Linked DNA regions of Homo sapiens: region 1 is linked to region 2. Evidence: read pairs that join two places in POLR2A ChIA-PET (ENCODE). Cell type or tissue: OCI-LY7. All regions are shown on one strand. Links, peaks and the distances in the headings refer to the core of each region. The heading gives the core; the rest is flanking DNA.

Region 1 (3,361 bases), core at 612-3,111, 150 kb after region 2:
CTATGGTCACAGATCTCTTAATGTATCACGAGGACAGTTGGAAAACAATTCAGTTGAGATTAATTGGGTACATGTATTTTCTGGTTGTGGCTTTTCTGCCTTGTTTGTAGTTTACACACCAATCCATGAAATTATTTCCTTCCTTTTTCTTTTTCTTCCATGTTAGGTATCTGTCTGGTTCCTCCCTTCTTTTTCAAAGAGAGGATCAGCTTTCTGCCCCAGATCCTTCTTTCTCCTTATCTGTTCTCCACTTGATTTTAGTAACATTTCTGTGCAGACAGCCTAACAGACCTGACCTCAGATCTGTGGCCAGAAAATTTTTACTCAAATACTTTGACAGTGTTTTACTCATCTAAAAGTGAATGTGATCCCTAGACAAGTATGAGGCCAAAGGTGCGTCTCATTGGACCTCAGGCCATGTGAGCATACGCACATGGGAACATGGGGATTCTTTTACAGTTTAAGTCATGGGGAAGACAAGTCATAAACCACAGTGGTTTCTCAAAGGCAGTGATAGAGATAAGGTGATGAAGAAACTCCTATCTTCTCAGTATTCACAGTTTTGTCTGAGTAGGGATGTCTGGAAAAGGGAGGAGTATAATCCTAAAGTTTTGCCTTGAAGGGATTTATGAGTTGCTCATATTTATATATCATGCATATCATTTGTTTGTGCTCATACTCTTGCTTAACCAGTGATAGTACTATATGCAAAACTCCCCATTTTGATGTAGTCTTGTTTTTAGTGATTACCTGGTAATTTTGCCTTCTCCCCATTCTTACCTATCCTAATACGGCCTCGGTTTTTTAGCCTTTCCAGATTAGCAAACCCCAAAGGCTTAGTAGTTGTTTTGAGGAGCTAACTTTAAAATGTATCTGTTCTTGTTGCTTTTTCAGCTCAGGATAAACAGCAGTGAATCAGTTAGGAGACCTTTCTGGTAGCCTGTTACCCCAAATGTAGACCCTTGATTTTGATTTGTCTCAGGCCCCCTTAGTAGTAGATGAAGGGTTGGTTTTTGAAAGTGAAATTGTAGCTTGTTTAGTAAAAATTGCTTGTTTCTGTGGAGGCAATGTGCCAAAATTAGAAGCATCTATGGTGCCGCGCCATAAAGCAGTCTGGTGCCTCTCAAACAATAACTTTGTCAGTTCATTTTTATGGCTGAGAAAATAGCAGTCTAGGTGACCAACTTTCCCACAATTGCTTGGGGGTGTTTACTGACTGCCCTTGATCAGACGCCAAACACTTCAGAGGTAAGAGAGCCTAACCTATTTGTAGTTGTTGTTTACCCTCAGCCCTTAGCCTGCCCTTTGTTTTTCACTTACAAACAAAAGAGTAAAATCAACAGGCTGGTCTGTAAGAACTCTCATTTACTTTCCGGACCCCTTCTGTGTGGTTTAGGTAAGGCAGAGACTGGAACTATATACATCAAACTAATCATCTCACAGCCCATTATTAGGTCCCAGCTGCCGGACAACTTAGAGGATTTTTATTAACAATCAAGACACTTTTGTAAAGTTAAGTTAATTTTTGGAGATTGCTGGTCCCTTCCAGCCTGACACTGAAGTGATGATGAGTGAGTGAGCAGCCTTCTAGATTGGCAAGAAAGTGGCATCAGGTAGATAAGCTATGACTCTGTTTTATGGAATATTTGGTTCATTTTTTTTTCCATTGAGCAGCCTTCTAGATTGGCAAGAAAGTGGCATCAGGTAGATAAACTATGACTCTGTGTTTATGGAATATTTGGTTCATTTTTTTTTCCATTTCCATAATCACTTTTGATTTTCCTTAGTAGTTCTAGTCCATACATCCTGGACATTTCTCTCTTGCCTTTGGATTTTAAGTGCATGAGTTAAAAGAACTAAGCTAGTAAACCACGTTAGGATGTTGTCAATAAAATGCCCTTACAGTGTTGTCAAAGACTTTGCTTTATGGCAGGCACTCTTGCAGGGGCAATGGAAGAGCCAACCCTGAGAGTAGTTAAAAGGGATCTTCTGTGGTTTGCTTTGTAAGCCTCACTAAAGCAACAATAATTGAAATCCCTGAAATATATTGAGTAATGATATGTTGGTAAAGCAATACATGATTATTACTTGTCATACAGCTTTCAGGTTGGTGATGTTTTTCATGTTCTTTCATTTGTAACAGATGAATAATGTAAAACAGAGCTTGTGAGGAGTACAATGACATTTTGTTGTCTGGTTAATAATTTCAGCACTATTTGCAAAATTGCCCTGCCAGAGCATGACCTAGGAATTGTAAAGTGGAACACAAATAAAATAGGAAATGTGTATTTGCCCATGAGTTCTTCATGGACTTGTTATAAAAACACTTGTTTGCTGTCCTGTCTTTTGCTCACTTCTCTGTCCCCACTGGGAGAAGAGGGCCTTGTGGCCAGGCAAATGGGATGGAAGTGGGGGTACATGGAGGAAGAGTAGACAAGGTTTTATTCATCTCTGTTCCCTTTCATAACTCTTCCTAAGAGCAGAGAAAGCTGGTGAGAGAATGACAGGCAACCCTGTTAAAAGACTCGGAGGCTGGGCGTGGTGGCTCACGCCTGTTATCCCAGCACTTTGGAAGGCCGAGGTGAGTGGATCACCTGAGGTCAAGAGTTCGAGACCAGCCTGACCAACATGGTGAAACCCTGTCTCTACTAAAAATACAAAAATTAGCTTGGCATGGTGGCAGACACCTGTAATCCCAGCTACTCGGGAGGCTGAGGCAGGAGAATTACTTAAACCCAGGAGGCAGAGGTTGCAGTGAGCCGAGATTGCGCCACTGCAGTCCAGCCTGGACTCGGGGCCAGTGCAGCAAATAAATTCTGCCCCGTTCCTGCTGAGACCTCCCTTAGTTGCTCTACTTGCATCGACTTTTAATGAGCAATCTTTCTGATTCTTTTCTCTACAAAATGAGTAAACTTTAACATCTTAGTCTGCATTTTACCTCGGGGCATTTAAAATTTAAATAGCCTTGTTCTGATAAGCAGAATAGGGGGTAATTTTTTACCCTCAACAAGTTTGTCTAGAGGATACCACTAGGAGTCATGCTCACCTGTTCCTATTCACCTCTCCTGGGAACTCCGTCTTGAGTTTGTTATTAGCTGAAATGCTAATAGATCCTCTTCACGCTGTGTGAGAAAGTCCGAGGGCGTCTCGGATGCCCTTCATGTGCCAAAGAGAGAAAATGCTGGGATGGTTTGCTTTTAAAGGTTTTGAAATGAAGCACTCGATGCTCTGGTGATGCCTTTGTTTTAATTTTGCTGTTGATATTTGCAGGGACTTTACTTGTTAAATATCAGAAGCCTTTTCTCAGTATTATTGAGTTGCATTTGTATAATTCTTTAGGGCTTTAATGTTTACGGGGTCC
Region 2 (3,361 bases), core at 415-2,914:
CTAGAAGATTGTAGGAACAGATAGATTGCATGAACTGGTACCTGAAGTTTAGGGAGCCATCAGTTCAATCAGTAGTAGTATTTATTTGAGTGTAGCTGTAAAGATGCGGCAAGAGAAGAAGCAGGGAGATGTCTAATTCCTCTGTTTGACTTTCCCACTAAAATCTAAATTCCTTGAAGGCAGAGACCGACACTTTCCTCTTCTCTTATATACAGAGACTGGCAAACAGACTGCTCAGCAAGTGTTTATTGAATGAATGATTTAATGATGGAGCAGGACATGTTGTTTTGACACTGAGATGCCATGTGTTTGAACCAGGTGAAAACTTATGTTTGATTTTAATTTTAAAGACATGTTCTAATTATAATTCTTACTATTGGAGGCATATGGAACTTTCAATCAAGAGGAATAACTGAGATACTTCAAATTATGTGAAGATAGAAAGGTTTTTCTTGTTCAGTCAATAATTATTGCATTGCAGATAACAGAAACCCACTTAAGCTAGTTTAAGCAATAAAGGTTTGAGGAAAATGAAGGCAGTGTTTCTATACCTCCTGAGCTCCTGGAACCAGCCCTGGGAAGTCACTGGAAGCACAGGTTGCATTTCATCTTTTCTTTGCTCTTCCTTCCCTGATATTTCTTTTTGCAGAGCCCATCCTATATGAATAATGGATGCTTATTCTAAACTCATGAAGTGATACCAATTTTTTCTTTTAAAACGGCCTGGTCTGCACATTACTTTTTTTTTTTTTTTTTGAGATGGAGTCTCGCTCTGTCACCCAGGCTAGAGTGCAGTGGCGTGATCTCGGTTCACTGCAAGCTCCGCCTCCCGGGTTCGCACCATTCTCCTGCCTCAGCCTCCCGAGTAGCTGGGATTACAGGTGCCCGCCACCAAGCCCGGCTATTTTTTTTTATGTTTAGTAGAGACAGGGTTTCACCGTGTTAGCCAGGATGGTCTCGATCTCCTGACCTCGTGATCCTCCCGCCTCGGCCTCCCAAAGTGCTGGGATTACAGGCATGAGCCACCACACCCAGCCTACTTTTTAATAGTAAATTGAAGTTATGGGTGTTAGATATATTCTTTGCAAGCCGTTTTGAAGCAGATTCTTTTCCTAATGTGTCATGTACAATCTGTGGGGGAAGAAGGTTATATAAAGCAAGAATGACTTCTATTCAACAAAATAGTGATATTCTATATTTTCCTGTCTCTTTTGTTTCTTTCTTTAAAATGAACTACAGTGAGACATGGCCAGATTGATTTCTTCCCTTAAATTGTCTCAGAAACTGTACCCAGTCCACTAATTGCTTTGTTCAGCGGACAGGAAATGGTTATATTTGCACAAGTTACACAATCTTAACTAAGTCGGGGCAAAGAACCAAAGAGATCTCTGATCTTTTTTTCCAGCATTAACCTTTCAGTTCCACAAACTAATGCATGATGCATAAACCAGGTTACTAGGGGACACTTATCAAAAACCATAAACTTATTTATCTGAATGACTTTCTGTTTAGGGATACTAAGAAAAGAAGTTACGTGAGGTAATCATGCTGGTGCTGAGGTTAAGTTTGTGCAGTTTCACTTCTTCCTTAATAGTTTTTTTATACATGCAATAAAGGACATGTCCGGAAGCTGATCAGTGCCAGCATGACCATGAAGTGCTCAGTCCCCATTCCTTCTCTCCTTACCCCTCAGCCCCCTTGCAGGCTATATACAAATTTATTCTTTTCCTTTTCTAGGGTTGGGAATTTGCCTCCTTTCTTCCTGCCCCTGTCTGTTATTGGTCCCTAGTACCCCAATTTCTGCTACTTTTCTCCTCCTTCTTTTTTTTTTTTTTGAGATGGAGTCTCTCTCCGTCACCCAGGCTGGAGTGCAGGGGCATGATCTCAGCTCATTGCAACCTCCGCCTCGCAGGTTCAAGTGATTCTCCTGCCTCAGCCTCCCGAGTAGCTGGGATGACAGATGTGTGCTACCACGCCTGGCTAATTTTTTGGATTTTTAGTAGAGATGGGGTTTCACTGTGTTAGCCAAGCTACCTGTCTTGACCTCCCAAAGTGCTGCGATTACAGGCGTGAGCCACCGCGCCTGGCCACTTTTCTCCTTCTTGAAAGTGGGATTTTCTCTTTATCATTGTTTGATTATTGTATAAGTATTATGATTGGCATTTTGCAATTTGAGCAGAGCTGATATTATATATGGTATTTCTAAGTACTTTTTTTTTTGACTCTGCCAAACTGTTAAGTCATTCTCCATCCATCTATCCATCCATCCACCCATCCATCCATCCTCTTCTCATTTTGACTTCTATTAGTTATTTCCTGAAGCCCGTATATCACTGAGAAAAAGTTAATCTTAAGTGAATAACTTAGGTCAAAATGAGAGGAGAATGAAGAATTAAGTGAATGTAGGCAGAGTCAGAAAAAAAAATAGTGTCTCTCTTTAAAGCATTACTTTTTTTGGTGATGCCTTTGAAGGAAGTGAAATTGGTGTATGATCTAATGCTACAAAACCATATCTTGCTCTCATAGATTTTAAGATTTCTCTTTTGAATGATCCATTGCTGTCCTTTCTTTACACGTATCTTTTCTCCCTATCTTCCTTGTTAAATACATTTTTTCGTTATATACTTTTGAAGCAAGTCTTGATTTTTTTGTATTTTCCCCATTTTTCTTCAAATGTTCCACAGTTCCCTAAAATAAGATAGCATTTTTGTCTTTTTCTACAGTCTATTCTTTGCTGTTTACTTCATCCCCACCCACCGCCACCAAAAATGCCTTCAGAAAGTCCCTACCTTTTCTTGTACATTGTCCTTCTGTTCAGATTCTTGTATCGCTGATACTCTCCCCTGCTACCCATTCTCCTCCCAACAGTTTTCTTTGATAGTGATATCTGCCTTGGAATTTCCACTGTGCCTGTTAAACTCTTTGAGAAGGATAATTCTGTCAACGTTTACTTCTCTTCCCCTTCTAGCCCCAAAGACTGAGGACAGTGTCCTCCTCATGCATTCCTGTGACGAGGAATCTGCACTGAGGTTTCTACTCTTTCCCTTACCAGGATTCTGAATTGTCTGTGACTGTCTGATATGATTGCTGATCTCTTTCCTGTTCTCAGATAGGACACAAGGGGTTCCATTCGGAGTTGGCTCAGGACATTCAGATGCCATTATTTTAGTAATGATCACATGATGTTTTGAGGGCAGCCTGAAAAAAATAGAGTCTCTAACAGAGGAGCTGGGTAAAATCAGAGTAGGACCATCTCTAATGCCTTTTCTAGCTCTCTTACTCTGATTTTGTGAATTTATCCTTAGGGACAGTTTTTCATCAGGATGAGACCCTGCTGTGGTCTGAATGTTTGTGTCTCTCT

What was found. Peaks named below come from ENCODE experiments on the same cell type or tissue, not always from the same donor. Only the 100,000 strongest peaks of a DNase experiment are listed, where the experiment ranks them.
Region 1: POLR2A ChIA-PET joins it to region 2 with 5 read pairs; 2 of 35 experiments call an interaction of 5 or more read pairs at or near these places.

What each region holds. Positions count from the first base shown.
Region 1 is chr3:172,212,912-172,216,272 of GRCh38, forward strand. The region is part of intron 3 of FNDC3B (fibronectin type III domain containing 3B); the gene reads left to right. Among named protein-coding and RNA genes, the nearest start is that of FNDC3B, 180 kb to the left of the region's middle. RefSeq lists enhancers at 311-370, 381-440. In OCI-LY7, for the core only: no CTCF peak of the experiment used is centred there; no DNase peak of the experiment used is centred there.
Region 2 is chr3:172,060,495-172,063,855 of GRCh38, forward strand. The region is part of intron 1 of FNDC3B (fibronectin type III domain containing 3B); the gene reads left to right. Among named protein-coding and RNA genes, the nearest start is that of FNDC3B, 23 kb to the left of the region's middle. In OCI-LY7, for the core only: no CTCF peak of the experiment used is centred there; DNase peaks (open chromatin) are centred at 1,327 and 1,587; H3K4me3 peaks cover 1,417 bases; H3K27ac peaks cover 1,871 bases.